2 separate regions of the Homo sapiens genome follow, and region 1 is linked to region 2. The links are chromatin contacts, found by Hi-C in ENCODE. All regions are on one chromosome and are shown on one strand. The core of a region is the stretch at or near the end of the contact, and the rest is flanking DNA. Distances in the headings are between cores, read along the strand shown. Region 1 has its middle 9.8 kb from the start of BICRAL. Region 2 overlaps TFEB (transcription factor EB).

What was found. Hi-C counts contacts between places; a loop is a spot of excess contacts on that map. Pooled maps may share reads with other maps.
Region 1: a loop to region 2 is called in a map with no recorded cell type, with 4 times the contacts of the local background. The contact joins two enhancer-like sites. A Hi-C loop is called at or near these places in 2 of 37 single-sample maps with no recorded cell type and 2 of 50 pooled maps.

Annotation. Positions count from the first base shown.
Region 1 is chr6:42,769,192-42,775,277 of GRCh38, reverse strand. It overlaps a transcript of BICRAL not described here. Among named protein-coding and RNA genes, the nearest start is that of BICRAL, 9.8 kb to the left of the region's middle. RefSeq lists an enhancer at 3,780-3,979 and a silencer at 4,450-4,499. Within about 2 kb of position 3,322, at least 18 of the 41 ENCODE cell types and tissues checked have a DNase peak (open chromatin) inside an H3K27ac peak, as active enhancers do.
Region 2 is chr6:41,697,861-41,704,520 of GRCh38, reverse strand. All of the region lies in intron 1 of TFEB (transcription factor EB), which reads left to right. Among named protein-coding and RNA genes, the nearest start is that of MIR10398, 32 kb to the left of the region's middle. Within about 2 kb of position 3,619, at least 5 of the 41 ENCODE cell types and tissues checked have a DNase peak (open chromatin) inside an H3K27ac peak, as active enhancers do.

The DNA.
Region 1 (6,086 bases), core at 2,073-4,572, 1.1 Mb before region 2:
TGAAACTACTAAGAGGTAAAACATCTGAAGAAGGAACTACTCTGGCCGGGCGCAGTGGCTCACGCCTGTGATCCCAGCACTTTGGGAAGCTGAAGCGGGCGGATCACCTGAGGTCAGGATTGTTCAAGACCAGCCTGGCCAACATGGTGAAACCCTGTCTCTACCAAAAATACAAAATTTAGCTGGGTGTGGTGGCATGCACCTGTAATCCCAACTACTTGAGAGGCTGAGACAGGAGAATCGCTTGAACCTGGGAGGCGGAGGTTGCAGTTAGTTGAGATGGCGCCACTGCACTCCAGCCTGGGCAACAAGAGCGAAACTCTGTCTCAAAAAAAAAAAGGAACCACTCTGAAAAAGATGACTCATAAATATGAGTGGAAGACAAGGAAATAAGTATGTACTAAGCAGGCACAAAGAAATATCCTTGACAATAAAGAAAAAAAAAAACTACGGGAGTGGAGACACTGTGTGACCCTCACAAGTATTCTGATCACTAAAGAGCCACATTCTTACTTGAGCACTTTTTAGAGCCTGATTAAATACCCTTAGACCATATAATTCTTTCTTTCCTAAATCTTCCAATTACTAGTTCCATTTCCCAGGGACCCTAATACTGTAAAAGTGACACCCTGTGCAAAGGTACTCTTATACTCCAAATGTTTATATATCTCTCTCACTATAAATCATACAATCAACTACTAGTTAGGTGTATTTATCAATCCTGAGTCAGGTCTAAGACAATCAGGAGGATGTTCAGAGATTGGCAGTCAGAGCAAAGGGCACACTGATGCTCTGAAAGGATATTTCGCACGCGGCCTGGTGAAAATGCGATGAGTTACTCCTGCCCCACCACATGCAAGCACCAAAACTCAAGTAATCATCTTCCCTTCTGAATTTGCTCTTCCTCTCTAGTCTCTATGCATGTTTGTAACACCCACCTTTCCCCTAGACCAACCCCTGGATACTTTTCATTTGTCTATGATTCCTCCTCATTCTCCCTCAAACCATGGAGCTGTTGGAGCTCAGAAAAATGATAGCTTGAAAGATGGCACCCTGATATGCTGAACTAAAGAATGGGCCTCAAGGTCTCTCTGACCTCTCCTCCTCCAAACCCCTATCTTTTCAGTCCTCCGTCTCTCTCAAAAGCACAGGATGTTCTCTGAAGTTTCCTTAACTACTGGACCCCAAAAGAGAAACAGAATTGCCTTAGTTCTCCTCTCTGAAATCTCATTATTTGTCACAGAAAAGACTGAGAAATGCAATCACATCTGGACGGGTTTTTTCACAAGATAATGTCTGCCTCTCACTCAAATTCCAAAACAATCATTTACAAAATAATTTCTGTCCCCTGAACCATTTATTCTTCTTAAAAATCATTTGCTACCCTTCAAAATTGCTCTGATCGCTTAAGCCCAGGAGGTCAAAGCTGCAATGGGCCATCATCCCCAAAAACAGGCTGGCCAGCTGGGCGTGGTGGCTCACGCCTGTAATCCCAGCACTTTTGGGAAGCCGAGGCGGATGGGTCACCTGAGGTCAGGAGTTTGAGACCAGCCTGGCCAACATGAAGAAACCCTGTCTCTACTAAAAATACAAAAATTAGCTGGGCGTGGCGGTGGGCGCCTGTAATCCCAGCTACTCGGGATGCTGAGGCATGAGAATCGCTTGAACCCAGGAGGCAGAGGTTGCAGTGAGCTGAGATTGTGCCATTGCACCCTAGCCTGGGTGACAGAGCGAGACTCCGTCTCACACACACAAAAAAAGGCTGGCCAAGGTGGCTCTTGCCTATAATCCCAGTACTTTAGGAGGCCTAGGCTAGAGAACTGCTTGAGCCCAGAAGTTCGAGACCAGCCTGGGCAACATGGCGATGCTTTGTATTTTTTTAATTTTTTTTTTTAATTGCAGCCAGGTGCAGTGGCTCACGACTGTAATCCCAGCACTTTGGGAGGCTGAGGTGGGTGGATCACCTGAGGTCAGGAGTTCAAGACCACCCTGGCCAAAATGGCGAAACCTTGTCTCTACAAAAATACAAAAATTAGCTGGGCATGATGGCGGGTGCCTGTAATCCCAGCTACTCAGGAGGCTGAGGCGGAAGAATCCCTTGAACCCAGGAGGCAGAAGTTGCAGTGAGCCGAGATCGTGCCATTGCACTCCAGCCCGGGCGACAGAGCAAGACTCCGTCTCAAAAAAAAAAAAAAATTGCTCCACTCCCCATCTCCCCTTCTTCTGTGAAGAAGGGTACTTAGGCACCTGGACCTCATTGGGTTATTGGGTAATCATTCTCCTGCTATTCCCCCATGCTATACATGTTAAATATTAAATAAATTGTTATGTCTTTTCTCCTCTTAATCTGTCTACTGCCAGTTCATTTTCAGCAAACTTTCACAGGGCGGAGGTGAAGCTTTCCCTTGGTCCCTACAAAACTCACTTCCAAAATCTCCCTCGAATACCATCCTCCCTCAATGGTAATTCTTTGCCAATTACCATCACCTGAATTCAGGTCCGCCTATTGCTTGGCCTCCCATTGATCTCCTATCCAAATTGCTACAAAGATCATCTTTCTAGATTCTAGAGCTGGTTGTGTCACACCTTCATCAGCACCTCACTGCCTCACTGCCCAGGGATGTTTATTGCAAGTACAGATTCCCAAACCCAAATCCATAACCAGAGAATGGGAATTTCTAGGGCAAGCTGAGAAGTGGTATATGTACTTTCAAGTGGCTCGGTAATTGGCTCCACCTGCCTCCCCAGGCACATCTCGAGCCAGTCCTCTCCTAGTACCCTGTGGTCCCTTTACAGAGAATACCCTGCCCCTGAACAAACAGATCCAGATTTGGACATATCCTTTCCCATCTGCCTGGAATTCCCTTTTCCTGTGGCACAAGTCCACCATTCTTCAAGGCCCAGCTCCAATGCCACCTCCTCTGGGAAGCCTTCTCCCGTCGCCTAACTCAGTGGCTTTCAAACATCTTTGCTTGAGACTCAATCCCAAGAAACACATTTCACATTGTAATTCAGTAGATATATAATTGAAACAAAGGTTTTTGAAAAAAAAATATCTAAACCTACTATGGAGGATGCATCTTGATGTATTTCATTCTATATTGTCTTTATTTTTTCAAATGCTGTTAGGCACTTGGTAAAGGACTTCATGATTCACTAATGGAGGTGACCCCATTTGAAAAACATTGCTTAAAATGAGTGAGTCCCTTCTCTATGCACTCTATACACGCCTCTATTACCCACTGATCACTTTACAATAATGATTTGTTTACAGTCTGCCTTCATCCTCCTCCTCCCCTCCCCAGACAGGCACATACCACAACCAAATCAGCATATCTTGTGACAGTTCCACAGCTGCTGACAAATGCAGAAATGCGAATATTGGAGAATAAATACTTTAATTGCTTTTGCTCGTGTCTAATTTTTTTTTCTTTTCTGATTACAATTCACAGCATAGTCTATTGAAGACTATGCTATTGGAGACTCAGCCTCCCAAGAGGCTGAGCCTGGGAATTATACTAGCTTCAACCCTTCAGTTAACAGCAATTTTTAAAAACAGCCATTGTATCTCAGTACAATTTAACCAAGGTGTTAATTATTCTCTCCCTCAAAAACAAAAACCACATACACGAAAAACCATCAGAAAATATTTTGTCGGGTTGCTAGCCAAGAGAGTGCAAATGTGGGCAAACAAATCTCTTACTTAGATACTTGCAAGCAAATAGTCAAAAACCTCAAAACCCTCCTTCCCTACCACTTCAGACAGGACCCCCCCACCACCCCCCGCCACCCCCACAGGGGTGGGGATGCAGATATAGAGGCCTTTCTATCTGCGCAGCCTGAAGCTCAATTTCTCACTAGGCGGTCCCTAACAACACAAACAAATGAGAAAAGTAGAAAAAACAAAAAGAAACCAGAGCAGCTAAAAAGCATCACGTAATGAAGCCGGGCCGCAAGTTCCGGTGCGAATTGTACCTGTGACGGATGCACGGGCGCAGCGGCGGCCCGCAGGGGGAGGGGTCCTCTTTCTGCAGCACGTGGCGCCAACGACAGGAAACCTGCCTGCAACACCCGCCAACCCTGTACACCGCTCATTTGCAGCATCGTCATTTGTGTGATGCTAATTTGCTCCATGTCCTTGTAAACGTTCTTACAGAGATAAATGAAAATCTACTGCAGGCTTGGGGTGGCCCTGGGCAGGCTAGGAGAGAAGGAGGGACCCAGCAGTCCCCAGGTGTCAGTGAAAAGCTCTGGGAGTCGGAGGACAGAGTAGGCAATCCTGTTCAGAGAGGGGAGGGCCGGGTGCGGTGGCTCACGCCTGTAATCCCAGCACTTTGTAAGGCCGAGGCAGGCGGATCACTTGAGGTCAGGAGTTCGTGGCCAACGTGGTGAAACCCCGTCTCTACTAAAAATACAAAAATTAGCGGGGCGTGGTGGCGGGCACCTGGAATCCCAGCTACACGGTAGGCTGAGGCAGGAGAATCACTTGAACTCGGGAGGTGGAGGCTACAGTGAGTGGAAATTGCGCCACTGCACTCCAGACCGAAAAAAACAAAAACACTGACCGGGTGGGGTGGCTCATGCCTGTAAACCCAGCACTTTGGGAGGCCGAGGCGGGTGGATCACCTGAGGTCAGGAGTTCGAGACCAGCCTGGCCAACATGGTGAAACCCCGTCTGTACTAAAAATACAAAAAATTAGCTGGGTATGGTGGCAGGTGCCTGTAATCCCAGCTACTCTGGAGGCTGAGGGAGAAGAATCGCTTGAACCTGGGAGGTGGAGGTTGCAGTGAGCTGAGATTGCGCCACTGCACTCCAGTCTGGGCAATATGAGCAAGGCTCCGTCTCAAAAAAAAAAAAAAAAAAATAATAATAATAATAAAATTAGCCGGGCATGGTGGCACGTGCCTGTAATCCCAGCTACTCGGGAAGCTGAGGCATGAGGATCGCTTGAACCCGAGAGGCGAAGGTTGCAGTGAGCCGAGATCACGCCTCTGCACTCCAGCCTGGGTGACAGAGCAAGACCCTGTCTTAAAAAACAAAAGAAAACAAAAAACTAAGAGAGGGAAGAACAGGAGATACTTTAAAGCTGGGTTTTAAAGAATGACTAAGAGTTCTCCAAATCACATGGGGAAAGGCAGAAGAGAGCTCCTGGTAGAGGAACCTAAGAGAGTGTATTTGGCAAAGTCCTTAAATATAAATGAGGGGGACAGGCAGATGATGAGGGGCTTTGCAGATCATGGAAGGGTGTGGATGATCCGTAGGCCGCTGCTTTCCACACTGCAGGTCACAATGCAGTAGGCTGTGCAAGTCATGAGACTGTGACCAGCTTTTATAAAAAATGAAAGAACCTAGATCAGAAGATACCAGAATACATACAAGCAGTAAGGGTGTAAACTTGGGAAATCTGTTTCAGTTATAAATGTGTCTGTGTATGTATGTACTTGTTTGTAATATAAGTGTATTTCTTACTGTGGTGGTGATCTTTAAGTTTTTGAACAAAAAAAATTCTAGACAAACAGGACACAATAAGAGAATGCTATGAACAGATTTGAATTCCATGAGGATAAATGTGGTAGCAGTATGGAAGGTCGGTGGGCAGAGGTGAGGGCTCCGAGCACACATGGTATTGTGTTTGTGTGAGGCTTCTCCAGCCCAGACAGTGAGCTTGATGCTCTAGGACAGACTCTGTGTCATGTAGCTCCCAGTCCCGGCACTTGGCACACAGTAGGCACTAAAGGAATGTTTCTTGACCAGATATGGTAACTAACTTCCAAGATGGCCCCTAGCAAGCCTCACCTCCTGGTATTCTCACCTTTGTGCATCCTCCCTCCTACTGTGTACCAGGGTTGGTTTGGGTGACCAATAGGATAGGGCAGAAGCTTCCCATCTTGGGTGCTCTCTGGATCGCTCACTCTGGGAGAAGCTGGCTGCCATGTCATGAGGACACTCAGAGAGTCTATGGACAGACCCATGTGGTGAGGAACTGAAGTCTCCAGCCAATAGCTAATAGCTTAGGCATCCTGCTGGTAGCCAGACCGCCTCACGGGTGAGCTTGGAAACAGATCATCCCCAGCCTACCCTTCAC
Region 2 (6,660 bases), core at 2,370-4,869:
GTCCAGCCAGATGGCTGGTGGTCACCCAGGCAGGGAGCTAGTACTCACAGACCACCTCCAAGGTGCTAGGCACATCACATATTTCAGTTCCATTTACCCCCTCACTGACTCTGAGGAAGGTGGCATTACCGCCATCCTTTTGTACAGATGGGGAAACTGAGGCTCTGAGCGGTTAAGCACCTGCCCCCAGTCACAAAGCTGACAAATGGCAAAGCCAGATTTGAATTCTGGTCTGTCAGGGTCCAGAGCATATTCGTGATCCACTAAGCCCGGCTGTCTTCCAGAGGGCGGACTCAGGACAGATGACGTGGTGGAGGTGGAGGCGGGGTCAGAGGCTCTGTTGGGGAACTGCAAGGGTAGTCCTGGGTGGTTTTGGATGGAAAGGATATCTTGAGGGGAAGGAGGGTTGAATGGGAGTAGTTCTAGAGGAAACAAGAGCTGAGGGGAGGCTGGTGTCCTGCACCCACCTGCTTAGCCAAGAGCCCCTTCACTGATGGGCTCAAGACCCCCTACCTGCCTCCTCTGGCACTTTCCAGACAGACTCTCCACAGGGGCACCCAGCACACTGTGGGGAGACCAGGTGCCCCAGTTCTGCTACCTACCAACTGTGTGACCTCGGGCAAGTTTTCAGCCTCTCTGTGACTCAGTTGCCCCCTCTGTAAAACAGGGGATATGTGAACGCCTCCATCATGGTGGATGGAGCTGTGGTGAGGATTAAATCAGTAACACATATCAATGCAGAACAGTGCCTGGTGCAGAGTACGCACTCAGTGTGCATAGTACTAATGCCTCTTGGTTTGCACCTGAGAGAAAACAGGCCACCTTCTGTGAATTCAATGCAATCGTCCATGCTCATAGATGTTTTTGTCCTTTCTTCCTCCATTCCCCTCTCCACTGTCTTCTTTTGTTTAGGAAGACCTGGCTACTTCAGTTGTACAGTGGTTGTTTCCAAAGTACTCAGAAGCAGGTTTGACTCTTAAAAACAAAGCCAGGGAATCGTTCTTTACAGCAGACCAGCCACAGGGAGGCTGGGGAGGCTGAGGCAGCAGATGACGGAGGAGGAGCAGCCCCAGGAGCAGGGGCAGGAGCCAGGCACTGGCGGGGTTGGAGTGCTCTGAGGACTTTGGGCCTGGGGCAGGGAGGGCTGAGGCGGGGGTGGCTTAGGCACTGGGACCCTGAGAGCCATTATTAGAACTCAGGACAGATGCAGGGGGTCCTGGGCCTGCGGCTGGGTTTGGGACCAGGAGCCAGAAGCTGCTCTGCATGCCCGCTGTGTGCCCAGCTGTGGTCGTTGTGCCTGCCTCTTCTCACACTTGGAGTCAACGAGCCTTCCCTGCCCTAAGCAGCTGGCAGCTAGCAGAAGATGCTGGAGTGTGGATTCTTTTCTCCTGAGGAGATGGAAAAGCAAAGGCTGGATCCTAAGGCTGCCATGGCTCTGGAGAGGGAGCTCCCCAATGCTGGGGCAGCCAGCACATGGGACAGTGAAACCGGTGCCTGGCCCTTCCCCTCCCAGCCTGCAGGCCGATTCCACCGGACCAGCCCTCCACACATCCATGCTGCCAGAACCATCAGCACACCAGGCAGGCGGCAGGGAGCCTATGAGAGGTCCCACACAGCCTCTGCATGTTATTTGTGAGGGTCTTGAGTCCCGGAGAGGGGGACAGGACTTGCCCAAGGTCACGCAGCTGGGTGGTGCATACCGATGCAGGTCTTCCAGTCCCACTCTGGCCTTAGGTAGGCTTTTGTGCTGGGCCTGTGGAGGCTGAGAGAGTCCTTGCAAAACAGACTCATCTCAGAGAGTCAGAGCTTGTGGGCCCCAAGTCCACAATGGCATGAACTGACCAATCAGATAGAGTCTTAGGCCTCACCTTCCCTGGGGAGGGACCTCATTGACCACATAGGCTGACGTAGCATCCATGAAAACTTTAGCTGATCTTTCCTGCAGGGGACATGAGCAGGTTCGCTGGGGTGGGCCAGAGGGTACTTGGGGCAAGTGGAGTTTCAGTCTCTAAACCCCTCTATCGCCCTCAGGCCCCTTTCCTGTCCTAGGAGCCATCTATGGCTGAGTCCCACTCCTCCCCCAACCCTTACCACCCTCACCTCACTATGGTCTGGTGCCAGATCTCTGATCCCTGGAATCACATTTCTGTCTGACCAACTCATATAGCCTCCCCTTCCGCCCCCTCCGACCCAGGCTCTCAGGCGGGCTAACCGTCTCAGCGAGATTCAGATTTGTCACCCTCTGAGCCTCCTGGGCATGGATGTCTTGGCTATTTAGCAAAAAGCATCTGTGGGTGGGGTCTGGGAGGGCTGAGGAGCATGCAGGCCTCTCTGGGGAACCTCTGTAGGATTCGCTGAGGGTGACATGGGATGAGGGGGGCGCAGGACTGGGAGTGCAGGGGACAACAAGCCATCTACATGGGGAGACCTTTCCTATGGGCCCCAGGTTACCTCTCCTGGGCTGGAGCTGCTGGTGGTCACATACCTGAGAGACCTGGGCTTGAACCCCCACTTCACTGTGCTCTTGCAGTGTGACTTCTGACAAGCTGCTTAATCTTTCTTTTTTTTTTTTTTTTGAGACGGAGCCTTGCTCTGTCGCCCAGGCTGGAGTGCAGTGGTGCGATCTCAGCTCATTACAACCTCTGCCTCCTGAGTTCAAGCCATTCTCCTGCCTCAGCCTCCCAAGTAGCTGGGACTACAGGCATGTGCCACCGCGCCTGGCTAATTTTTGTATTTTTAGTAGAGACAGGGTTTCACCATGTTGGCCAGGCTGGTCTCGAACTCCTGACCTCAAGTGATCCACCTGCCTCAGCCTCCCAAAGTGCTGGGATTACAGGCATGAGCCACTGCGCCTGGCCTACTTAACCTTTCTGAGTCTCGGTTTCCTATCCTGCTGTGTTGCTGTTTATCCCATCAAGTGTTTGTGTGGATGAATGTGATTGAACAGAGGCCCCTTGCGCAGTGCAATGTGGGAGGGACTCGGAGCGTTTGCCAAGTGGGTGATAACTGAGTGTGTGGGGGTCACTGGACCAGCAGCCCTTGAGGGCCGTGCATCTCTTTCTGGAAAGTCTGATGGGTGGGATGGTGTGGAGGTTCTGAAGAAGAAAAGTGATTTCTCTGAAACTTCCTTGTAGCTGAGGAGACTGGTAGGTGGCAAGGAAACAACTAGAGAACAAAGCATGGCAGACACAGGCAGGAGGCTGGAGTAGATGGAGTGCCCAGGAGGCGGGTGCAGGGGCACAAGGGGTGGGGGTTCAGTCCCACCACTCCCCAACCCAGGAGAAAGGTGGCTGCCTGCTAAGGGGATCCTTAGACTGCAAGCGGCAGCTGAGGGATGCGGCTACACGTGTGTGCACATGGACATGTGTGCATGTGTGCGTGCATGTGTGTGAGAGAGAAGAGAGAAAGAGAAGCAGACACGGAGAGACAGAGCGTCCACATGGGTGGCTGGGCCGGTCCGTGCATATCACAGGGGTGGAATCCTTTTCTAGTTTCTCCTTTCATGTTCCTATTAGCTACATGTCCCTCGTCCCTGTCCTGCCATGCCCAGTGGCAGTCGTCTTTGCCAGGGCCCAGCTGGTCCCAGTGGGACAGGACAGGGCGACTCCCTGGTCTGCAATGGCCTTTGAAGCTGCTCCCCCTGTTGTCCCGGGCCAACAGTCTGACCAGCCAGGAGGCGCCAGTTCCCACCCTTTCCTGTGGGATGTGAGCTGAAACTTGGGGCTGATGGGCCTGAGCTGTGGGAACAGGAGGCCATTAAGTGGGCCAGGAGCTTGTGTGACCGCCCTTCCTCTCTCCTCTCCTTCCTTTCCCTCCTCCCCACCTCCTGCTGGTGCTCAGAGATTTAAAAACAAGCCCCTGACTGCCCCCTGCCCCCAGCCCTGCAGTCTCCCGCAGCGCATTCCTGCAGGGGGTCTGGGAGAGGCGGTGCAGAACGCATCCTGGGGTCTTGCTCTGCTGCCACTGAAGCGCATTGTGCAGATCTCCCTTTTGGAGCCTCTGCTTCCTCATGTAATTCATTCTTTGTTTCTTGATCTTTTTTTTTTTTTTTTTTTGAGACGGAGTCTCGCTCTGTCGCCCAGGCTGGAGTGCAGTGGCGAGATCTCGGCTCACTGCAAGCTCCGCCTCCCGGGTTCACGCCATTCTCCTGCCTCAGCCTCTTGAGTAGCTGGGACTACAGGCGCCCGCCACCATGCCCGGCTAATTTTTTGTATTTTTAGTAGAGACGGGGTTTCACCGTGTTAGCCAGGATGGTCTCCATCTCTTGACCTTGTGATCCGCCCGCCTCAGCCTCCCAAAGTGCTGGGATTACAGGCGTGAGCCACCGCGCCCAGCCTCTTTTGTTTCTTGATCTTTATTCATCACAAATAGGGGTTGGTCAGTCCTCAGTAAGTGTCCCCACTTGGCAGAGCGGTTCCATTTCATGAAATATACTGAAGACCACATCCTGCATGACAGCCTTTGTGTGCTGTTGGAGACCATAGCACTCAGCCATGGTGATGCAGGACAGGGTCCCGGAGGGAACCTGCCAGGGTGATGGTGACATTCTCCATCTTGATCTAAACAGTGATTATACAAGGCCACACACCTGTAAAAATTCATTGAGCTGTACACTACAAATCTATGCATTTTGCTAGGATAAGTTACACTTCACTAAAAGGGAAAAAGACCAAAACATGGCATTAAAACTGTTAAAAGCATGTGCGTGTCCCATTGACCTCATTTCTGCTTCTGATATCAAGGACCTTTCAATCAAACAGTGCACACTTACCAGGTGTCCTGGGTTTGCTATGTTTCTGTATCGGAAGTTGCCAGCTAATATAATAAAAGGCTATATTATGAAGTATCTCCAGTGTGCCAGGAACTGTGGTAAACACTCCGACTACTTATCCCTTAGAACCCAAAGGAGTGGACATTGTTATTGCTCACCTGCCTCTCTCATCTCCTGCAGTGAATGACATGATATACAAGCTCTGGAAAAGAAAATCTTAAAAGACCCAAGGCTTTTGGAGAGGAAACAGAGGGCTCCTGGTAATAGGAAAAGCTGGCCTGAGGCCTTCCTGCCCCTATCTAGTAAGGAGAGACTGAAGCTGGGGTTACCACTAGGCTGCTCTGCCCCAGTCTGGGCTTTCAGATGGTGTGTATGTGTGTATGTGTGAATGAATGGGTGAATGGATGGGACACTTTCCCCAAAGGAACTTATGCAGGGATGCCCCCAGTGGGCCTGGACGGAGCAACACTGAACAGTGACCAGAATGGTGACACCTCCCCTCTGCCCACAAATTCACACCTGCAAGACAACTTACACACCCAGCCTCCTCACTTAGAGCACAACTGCTATGAGGTAGACGTGGCCCCAGCTGGCAAGCCCTGCTTGACTGATGGGGAGACTGAGGCCATACCCAGACAATTGAGTCCAGCCCAAGGCTAAGACTTGAACCCAAGCACTTGGCCTTTCCCACAGCATCATATGGGCAGGACTGCTGGCTCCTGGGAGTCGTAGGATACCTTTCCACCCCTCACTCTGTTTGGGTCTGGGCCATCTGATGCCCCCTCCCCAGGCCCTACAGTGACTCATGACCACCTCCGTAATGTGGAATGGCTTTGTCCATGAGGATTATGTGATGTCCTTGTTCTGTTTCCTAGTTCATCAGGACTTCCTCTGCTGCCTCCTCTGCCAGAGGGGGCTGAGAAAAATCCCAAGTTTGGTATTTTTTTCTCTCTTCCCTTCCCTAGGCTGAAAGGTTCCTAGGAGGCCACAAAGCCCTTCCTTTGCCTCCAGGAATCTCGAACCTGTTCAGGAAGCTTTTGTTTAGCGGTCAGTTTCTTTCCCCAGGACTGACCGGGCAGCTCCCCCACGACTGAGAGTGTAACAGACTGAATCAGAAGAAAACTTCTTCCGACCACAGAGGTGCAGAGCGTCATCAATGGCTTAAACAGGCCTCCCAGCCTCTGGGCTTGCACACTTTGTTGTTTCAGCCGCCAGACATATGTTTTTCTGGGAATACAGGAAATTATCTCTGCTCTTTGAGGAAGGGTAGAATTTTTTTTTCTGCCTGTGTTTGGGGATTCCAGACTGTTCCATCATCCCGGACACCCTCTGGCTCCTGGGCTGGATGAACGAGATCAGCCGCTGAAACTCTTTGATCGCAGGGAGGCTTCTTCAGTGAGAATTTCTAAAACAAAACGTGGCCGCCCTCACCCTGAATGCAGGACTGAGGCCAAACTCCCAGCCCCAGGGTTGGGGCGGTGCAGCCAGACTGCCAGGGTCCAGCCTTGCCACTCATTAGCTCTGTGACCTTCAGCAAGTGACCACCTCTCTGGGCCTGTGTTTCCTCATTCCTTGAATGGGGACAATAATGGTACCCACGTCACTCATATCATGAAATAATTATGATAATTACATAAGGTGCTTTGAACAGTACCTAGCACACAGTAAGCATTCTATGAGCATTAGCTGTTAGCATAAAATATTTTTTTTTCAATTAGAAAGATATACATCTTCATTCTAGAGAAAGAATAACATTCCAAAAGGCTTTTAAAACCACACAAAATACTTATGGTTACATCATCCAAAGAAGTCAGTAATAATTTTGTATATTTCCTCCCAAGAGGTTTTTCTATACATATTTTTACATTGTGATGATCAGATTTTATATA